2 separate regions of the Homo sapiens genome follow, and region 1 is linked to region 2. A link is an interaction called in ENCODE POLR2A ChIA-PET data of the cell type or tissue named here. Cell type or tissue: PC-3. All regions are shown on one strand. Each heading gives the region's core, and the rest is flanking DNA. Links, peaks and the distances in the headings are about the cores only. Region 1 has its middle 5.7 kb from the start of LINC01752. Region 2 overlaps PLCB1 (phospholipase C beta 1).

The links. ChIA-PET counts read pairs that join two places held together with the same protein. Peaks named below come from ENCODE experiments on the same cell type or tissue, not always from the same donor. Only the 100,000 strongest peaks of a DNase experiment are listed, where the experiment ranks them.
Region 1: POLR2A ChIA-PET joins it to region 2 with 7 read pairs; 2 of 35 experiments call an interaction of 5 or more read pairs at or near these places.

The regions. Positions count from the first base shown.
Region 1 is chr20:10,756,609-10,761,005 of GRCh38, reverse strand. No RefSeq gene overlaps it. Among named protein-coding and RNA genes, the nearest start is that of LINC01752, 5.7 kb to the right of the region's middle. In PC-3, for the core only: no CTCF peak of the experiment used is centred there; a DNase peak (open chromatin) is centred at 2,315; H3K27ac peaks cover 3,154 bases.
Region 2 is chr20:8,794,668-8,799,064 of GRCh38, reverse strand. The region is part of intron 31 of PLCB1 (phospholipase C beta 1); the gene reads right to left. Among named protein-coding and RNA genes, the nearest start is that of RNU105B, 34 kb to the left of the region's middle. In PC-3, for the core only: no CTCF peak of the experiment used is centred there; no DNase peak of the experiment used is centred there.

The sequences.
Region 1 (4,397 bases), core at 73-4,072, 2.0 Mb before region 2:
GCAAGGTGCCACCCTCAAGGAGCTCATAGAGCTGGTACAAACCCTAAGTAACATATGTATTATAAATATATATGTGTGTGCATACACACACACACAACTGAGTTGCCTTTTCAGTAATGTTTGTAGCAGCTCTAACAATAAAAAAGGGCAATTCAATTGAATTTTGACCAAAAGATATGCATAGGCAGTTCAAAAAAAAAAAAAAAGAAATGCAAAGGCCAGCTAAACACATGAAAGGGTGTTCACGTAGAACACCATACTAGAACAGTTTAGAACAGTGAGATACCATTTTTAGATATCAGATCTGCTGAAATTTAAAACACTGACAATATCCAGTGTCTACAGGCTCTGGAGAGCCAGACTCTTCAAACACTGTTGGCACTGGGAATATAAATCGCGATACAATTTTGAGAGCAGTAGCTATCAAAATTTTTAATGTAAGCACCCTTTAACCCTTTATTTCTGCTTGCAGACATCCTTCTCAAATCCATCTCAAGTGGACATTAATTCCTTTCCTTGCCACACAGCATTCCTTCCTCCTTCTAGTGACAAGAGCAAGGCTAACTAACACTGGGGAATCACTCCCCTTCCCCATGTCCAGTTTATGTCACAAGGCATGGCATATGCCTAGTCCTAGCCTATGTTTCTCTCTTTTTTTTTTTTTGAGAAGGAGTCTCGCTTCGTTGCCTGGGCTTGAGTGCAGTGGCGTGATCTCTGCTCACTGCAACCTCCACCTCCTGGGTTCAATCCATTCTCCTGCCTCAGCCTCCCGAGCAGCTGGGATTACAGGCGCCCGCCACCATGCCTGGCTAATTTTTGTATTTTTAGTAGAGACGGGGTTTCATCCTGTTGGCCAGGCTGGTCTCGAACTTCTGACCTCAAGTGACCCACCCATCTCAGTCTCCCAAAGTGCTGGGATTACAGGCATGAGCCACTACACCTGGCCAGCCCTGACCTATGAATGGATTACATCCTCCAGCCACAATAATTAACCTAGAGGTGGGCTTTTGATACAATTTGGGAACATTTCCTTGGGCAACTAAGAAAACTGCCCTCTGTTTTCCAATGGCCTTGGAGTTCTGAGGGTAGAAACCTGGAGCTCCTGGCAATGAAAAGGAAAGACCTGGAGAATGACACGACATGGGGGACGGGGGGGTGGGGGGATCAGTCCCTGTGACACTTCTTGAGCCCTTGGTAACTGATTCTAAAACCAGATCCACCCTTTCACCACATAAATTTGCTTTTGCTTAAGCTAGTTGAGGTTGGGTTTTCTTTTTTTTTCTTTTTTTTCTTTATTTTGAAATAGAGTTTCATTCTTGTCACCCCTGCTGGAGTGCCGTGGCAGGATCGCTCACTGCAACCTCCTCCTCCTGGGTTCAAGGGATTCTCCAGCCCTAGCCTCCCAAGTAGCTGGGATTATAGGCACCCGCCACCAGGCCTGGCTAATTTTTCTATTTTTAGTAGAGATGAGGTTTCACCATGTTGGCCAGGCTGCTCTGGAACTCCTGACCTCAGGTGATCTGCCCACCTCAGCCTCCAAAAGTGCTGGAATTACAGGCGTCAACCACCACGCCCGGCCGAGGTTGGGTTTTCTATTGCTGAAAACTAAAAAGCTCAAACAGACACATTCATCTACAGGATGGCCAGCACATGTGTGCAAGATATATGCACTCACATAGTCATTGCAGCATTTTTTTATAACAGTGGAAAAAGTATCAGGACCCTAAGTGTTCATCAATAGGAGAAATGTTTCAATAATTATAGTATATCACACTATATTATGGAATCTAAGGGTATTGTATTATTGAAAAAAAAACAAGTCACAATGCAACATGTATAATGTGATTTCATTCATGTGAAAAGGACTGTGTATAAGGATGTGTTCAAATTCACTTATCATTGTATACACAGATTGGTAAATGTATTTACATTTGTATATCTACATACTTTTAAATGTGTATATATAAAGAAAATATTTGGAGGTATGTATACCAAATAGTGGTTAGTTCTGGGAAGGAAAGTAGACCAGGATGAGAGAGAGAAGGGAGGGGAATAGGTGATGAAGGAGAAACATTTTATTCTTTCTTTTCCTGTGCTTTCCTGTGTCATTTTAAATGTTTGTTTAAAAAGAAACAAAGGGGAATCCAGACACAAACAATGTCTTATGCAAAGGCAAGAAAAAGCTGAAAGAGAATACTGAAATATTTTACGTTAGGTTCCTCCAAAAGCCAACCCTGAAGCAAGGATTCCAATGTGAGTAGTTTATTTGGAAGGTGATTCACCGGAACACTGGTAGGGAGGTGAGGAAGTAAGACAGGAAAGGAAGGAAGCAAATAAAGGATGAATCAAGCCCGAGTTACCACTGAGGGCAACTGGAACTTAATCCTGCTGGGGAACTCCATGAAGCAATGTCAAACACGTGCCTCAGAGTTATCTCACCCAAGGGAGGAAAGAGTGGAGGTATTTATACACCCATTCTTGGAAGTCACTGGTCAGGGATGCTTCCAGGGGCCATTAACTTCCTGGCACTTGAAGCCTTCCCCACACATGGGCAGAGTGGGTTGTGTCGGTCAGAGAAGCCCTTGGGCAGAGTGTCGGGTGCTGGCAGCTGGAATTTGGGCCAATGTTCATTAAAATGCTAAGTGTTGAGAGAACATACAGAGGGCGCAAAGATCATTGGCTTTGAGTGTGTTCTTCCAGGACTGATAAGGATCTTAGCGTAGATGGGGACAGATGGTGTCAGGATAGGTAAGAGAAGAGACCTGGAAAGACCAGGGTGAGGCTTGGAGGTTGAGATGACGAAGAGATCTTTTCCACCATGATAAGAACTTCTTGACAATGGGAAGCTACCAGCCTGTGTAAGTCAAGAGGTGATTAGATTAGATTCATACCTTAGAAATTCATTTTAGAACAGCGTGTCTAATTAAAGGGGTCTGGTTGTATTCAACACATTCACATGTAAAGATCCACTAATTGTGAGTGTCACAAGTAACATTCACCCCTTTAACAAATATCTGTTCGGCACTCTCTATGAATATCTATTAAGCCCCAAGAATATGTTTTCAATACTTTTTTTTGAGACAGAGTTTCACTCTGTCACCTAGGCTGGAGTGCAGTGGTGCAATCTCGGCTCACTGCAACATCTGCCTTCCAGGTTCAAATGATTCTCCTGCCTCAGCCTCCTGAGTAGCTGGGATTACAGGCACACACCACCACGCCCGGCTAATTTTTGTATTTTTAATAGAGACGGGGTTTCACCATGTTGGTCAGGCTGGTCTAGAACTCCTGACCTCGTGATCCGCCCGCCTTGGGCTCCCAAAGTGCTGGGATTACAGGCGTGAGCCACCACGCCCGGCCTTCAATACTTTTTTCAAACCGAGTGTACAAGTTATTTTTCTTAATGAAATACAGATAATTCCCTAATCATCACATGAGATCTGTTTGATTTGCAGCCTCATGTATGCTCTTGAGGGGGGAACATAGGCAAGGAGCTCCAGCCGTGGGGAATTGTGCTCATAGATGATGCTCTTTTCCTGTTAGCTGGCACATGAGCTCCATCTGTCAGCATTGAAATTGCTAAGAAATGGTGTTTATAAAATGAAATTAGAGCACACACTGAAGTCAACTGGGACCACTGGGAAGTTTGTTTATTTGTTTGTTTTTTCCAGACATTCAAGAAAGAAATAATGGTCTTGAATTCAGGCCGAATTTTCAGGTGTTGAAGGGAGGGGCTGAATCTGGGCTGGCCATTCTCCATGTGTTGCTTACCCTACCAGATTCCTTTTGCTCCCCTCTCTGCACTCTTTCTACCCCAGGAGCCTGCCTCCTATCTATGGCCTACAGCTCCTTTGCCCTGTGATTTTTGGTTGGCCTTTGCCAACTGGAAGCACTGGCAGGAAATCAGAGGATGAGAAGAGGGACAGCAAATGATGGTGGCGATTGTCTCCCTGGCTTTCGTCCCTCACTGCCCCTACACCTTTCCAGAGTCCTGGCAGTGGCTGCATCTCCTGCTTTAGCTCCCATCAGGTGGCCCTTCTTCCACAGCTCCAAGCTTAGAGATCAGGTACTTTTGGGAATTCCACTGCCACCCCTTGCACCTTATTTTCCTAAGGATGGTAAAGGCATCCTGCAGCTTGCCCTTGGGTCTTTTGCCACTGTTTGTTTGTTTGTTTGTTTGTTTGTTTGTTTTGAGATGGAGTCTCACTCCGTCACCCAGGCTGGAGTGCAGCAGCTTGATCTCAGCTCACTGCAACCTCTGCCTCCTGGGTTCAAGTGATTCTCCTGCCTCAGCCTCACGAGTAGCTGGGATTACAGGTGCCTGCCACCACACGGGCTAATTTTTGTATTTTTAGTAGAGATGGGGTTTCAACATGTTGGTCAGGCTGGTCTCGAACTCC
Region 2 (4,397 bases), core at 117-4,116:
CTCAAACTCAGTTACCTTATGGGGCCAATAGACAATAGCAATCTTTGAAACAGCCTAGGGAGTACCATGCAGCCCTAAGGGACAGCTTCTTCTTAGCTTTAGAAATTCTTTGCATGTTTCTATTATAATCTTAGAATCTAATTTTTCAAGAGACACAGAGTATTTTTGAAATAAAACATTTTCTGATTTTTACTTAACAGTGTGATGCTTCTTATTGTGCCAACTGTCTCAGCCAAACTATATTTCCCAGAGTTCCCTTTCTGTATGTTTCCAGCTATTGTGGGTTCCATGGAGATTCTTCTGAGAATTGGAGGGCTGATGGGGGAGTCAGCAGTCATTGTGTAATACTCAGGCATTGTTGCTGATCTGTTGATTTATGTGTCTGGTTGATGGGAAGCAGCAGCTGAGCCTGCAATCACTTCCCCTGCCCATTGGGTCTTCCTTTAATTGTCTGACTCCTGGGCCAGGGGTGTGTGTGTGTGTGTGTGTGTATGTGTGTATGTTCAACTCTGTGACAAAGAGGCTCAGCTTCTGCTGGTTACTCTAGTCACCAAGCCTACTTGTAATTTTCCTTTCCTGCCTGCCTGCTAGGGTCCATCATTAGAGAGACAGCATTGAGAACGGGGCAGATAGCCATCCACCAAAATTGCATAAGCCAATTACTGTCACACACACACACAATCTTTTACTGGCTCTGTTTTTCTAGTTGAACCCTGACTGATACAGATGTTAACTAATTCAAATATTTCAGAAATGCAATGTGGGGACTTTCTATTTCTGGTAATGGCTGATTAGGTTATTTGGACCATCCTTTCCACTGAAAAAAATTAAGAAGCTGGGTTTGATACTAAAGCTTTTTTTTTTTTTCGATATAGAGTCTTGCGCTGTCACACAGTCTGGAGTGCAGTGGCATGATCTCGGCTCACTGCAGCCTCCACCTCCCAGGTCCAAGCAATTCTCCCACCTTAGCCTCCAGGGTAGCTGGGATTACAGGTGCACACCAGCATGCCTGACTAATGTTTGTATTGTTTTTAATAGAGTCAGTGTTTCACCATGTTGGCGAGGCTGGTCTCAAACTCCTGACCTCAAGTGATCCTGCTGTCTTGGCCTCCCAAAGTGTTGGGATTACAGACATAAGCCACCATGCCTGGCCATTAAAACTATCTTTAAAGACCCAGAGAACTACAACAACTTAATGATCAGGGTCAAACTGAAGGGGACATTGAACCTAGAAAGGTAATAAGCAAGGAAGCTGCTTTTGCCCTGATAGGCTTTTGCTCATGATGGAAATTGTGTGTTCACCCTTTGATAGCCTTGAAAGGTGAGGAGCCTACAGTCAAGAGCTGAGGCTTTCCCAGAGTGAGAAATCTCACAGGAAAGCTTCCCTGCAACAAGCTAAGACATACAGATTATATATTTGAAAATAAACCAAATAGAACATCTGGAAATAAAATACAAAACCTGAAATTAAACACTCAGTGGATGCATAGAATAGAAGTTTAAACAAAAAATTGGTGCATTGCAAAAAGTGTAGGAAAAAAAATTGCCCACAGAGCAGTAAAGAAAGACGAAGGATGGAAAATACTAAAAACAATTCATTGACAGAGGAGATGGAGTAAAAAGGTTCATTTTATTTTATATGCAAATATATATGGAATCTTAGAAGGAAAGAAAAAAAATGACAGAAGCCATATTTGCTTTCATGATAGTTTAGAGTTTTTGCAGAACTGAGGAAAGTGATCCATCTAGCCATCTCAAACACATATTTAGACACACTATAGAAAAACTGCACAAAATGTAAGAAAAAAATACTAAATGCTGTCGGTGGGGGGAGGGGGAATATAAATTATCATCAAAAGAACTGTATTAAGACTAACAGTTAACCTCTCAAGAACAGCAATAGATGCTAGAGGGTGGTGGAAGTTTATCTTCAGTGTGCTAAAGGAAAATAACCACCAACACAAAATTTTATATCCAGTGAAAATATCATTCCAGAATGGAGGAAATGTAGATTCTCATCTATTACTACATTAAACAAACAAAGACATTTCTGCACAAAAACAAAAATAAAAACTCCAAAGAGTTTCCCACCAGTAGACCGCATGAAAGGAACTTCTAGAGGAAGTACAAGATGATGATCCCAAATGGGCAGAAGATACAAGAAAAAACGTTTCACAAAGAATATGTGAATATGTAGACATATCTAAATGAACCATGATCAAAACATAGAATAATGTCTTATGTGTTTAAAAGTCTATTAGATTAAATTTCAAAAATAAACTGATGAGGGACCAGTGGAATTAAAATTGTTCCAATGCCCTGGTATTGCCCAGAAGGAGAGTAAACATGTCTAAGTTTTATACTCAAGAAAATAAGGCATAACTATATTTGTTTCCTAAAAAGGCAATTCTTTATATTGACAAAAATGAAAAAGAATTTTCTTCTACAGAACAAACAAAAACAAACCACTGTGTGGTTAATTGAGACTTGACAATGAGCAGAAACACTGTCTATAAGCAGCCAGTTTCCACTCTGCAAGTTTGGCTTCTGGGAGAAGATCCAATAAGTGCTGGCAAGGAAGAATCCATTTCCCCATCAAGCCGCAAAAGATTAGAGGAGGCACAAATGCATTACTTTAAAAAATATTTTATTTTAAATCCCGAAGTTTGCCTTTTCTCTCCCAAACACAGGAGATATCAGCCGCATTTAAGGTTCTGTCTCAGAGCCCAGCGGTAGGTCTAACAAGACTAACTTCAAGCAGAGGGATGAGTCAATCACCCTGTTACAAAGATGTCAGAGGGGAAATAAGGAAAATCAGTCTATATTCCCTTGGTGGAGGGAAAAAAAAGAGCCAGTAGCTACATGATGAAATGTTCTTTGGGAATGAATTAAAATGCCCTAAAGCTTCCCGGAATTCTCTCTTGATGATGAGCTAAATTAAGCAGAAAACCTGTGTTCTAAGAAGCATCAAAGACAAATTAAGCATCAGAGAAAAAGTAAATTACACATTTATTGACTGTTTTATGAGGTTATGGAGATAGTTCATTAAATATTCCCCTCAAAAGATGATTCTTCTTATAAAGAGAGTCAGGAGCAGCAAAGTGATCAATAAACATTGGCATATTCACAACAGACTCAAGGCAACTTGTGACTAACCGTGTTTTCTTTTCTTTTTTTTTTTTTTTTTGAGACAGGGTGGTCTCACTCAGTCGCCCAGGCTTGAATGCAGTGGCGCGATCTCGGCTCACTGCAACCTCCGCCTCCCGGGTTCCAGTGATTCTCCTGCCTCAGCCTCCCAAGTAGCCGGGACTACCAGCGCCCACCACCACACCTGGCTAATTTTTGTATTTTGGTAGAGATGGGGTTTCCCCATGTTTCCTACTGGCTTTGGCAAACCCAGGTATGGAAATCCCCAGGAAACCAATTATTTCACTGAGTCAGAAGACTGGCCAGTGTTTACTGCGTCCATCTTGAAAATTCTACCACTATGGATTTCATAAAAAGCCACAACTCAAACAAAACTGAAACCCACATACACTCAAGGACTGAATCGAATATCTCATTGCTAGAAAACATGCAGTCGAATGTTTCTCCAGAATTCAGAACTCTACTGGAAAGGAGCCAAGTATTCCCTTCTAAGAGTGTCTCTTGTTGTTTATAACATAATAAGTTTCCATGGGACTTATGTGCAGCAATGTACAACATCATTTTGTGTCAAATTGAGGCCAAAATATTTTATTGTACAAGTTGCTTCGAGGGACCACCTACTTCTGTTTTCCCCAATGCCCTCAAAATTACCTACAAAATGAATAAACTAATTGAATCTCTTTTTTCATAGGGAAAAAATGAACTCTCCACATGAAAAGATCCTAGTGCATGTCACAAAGTGGGACAATCTAAAATAAACTTTTCCAGTGTGACTGGCCACATTTGGTCCCCTACCAAATAGCGACCAGAAAGACTTAAGGTCCCAGCTCACATGCAGAATTGAAACAAATTTTTAGCCTGATTTTGATTGAGGCATATTCTCCTATGACTGCTATTGCAGGATGGTAAAAATGTTGGGAACTCTAGATGACATGCCCATTGTTGAGTAAACTGCTAGCAAAGTCACACTTTGAATGAGGTTTCATGTGTAGTTTGCTCTAAATTGAGCCAGAATAAATACTTCTTTGCCACTGAAAAACTGTTAACTTTGAGCCATTGGCTTTTCAAATTTCTTTTGCTGAAAGATTTACAAAATATCTGTTTGTTACTTTCAAAGGAGTTGTTTATTTACCAATGGCTTAGAAAATTATATTGATATGATTTTCTAAGTTGATCAAGGTTCAGAATAGCTCAAAATAGTAATATCCCAGAGCAAACAGTAATGTAAAAAAAGAGCTTCCTCCCTGTTA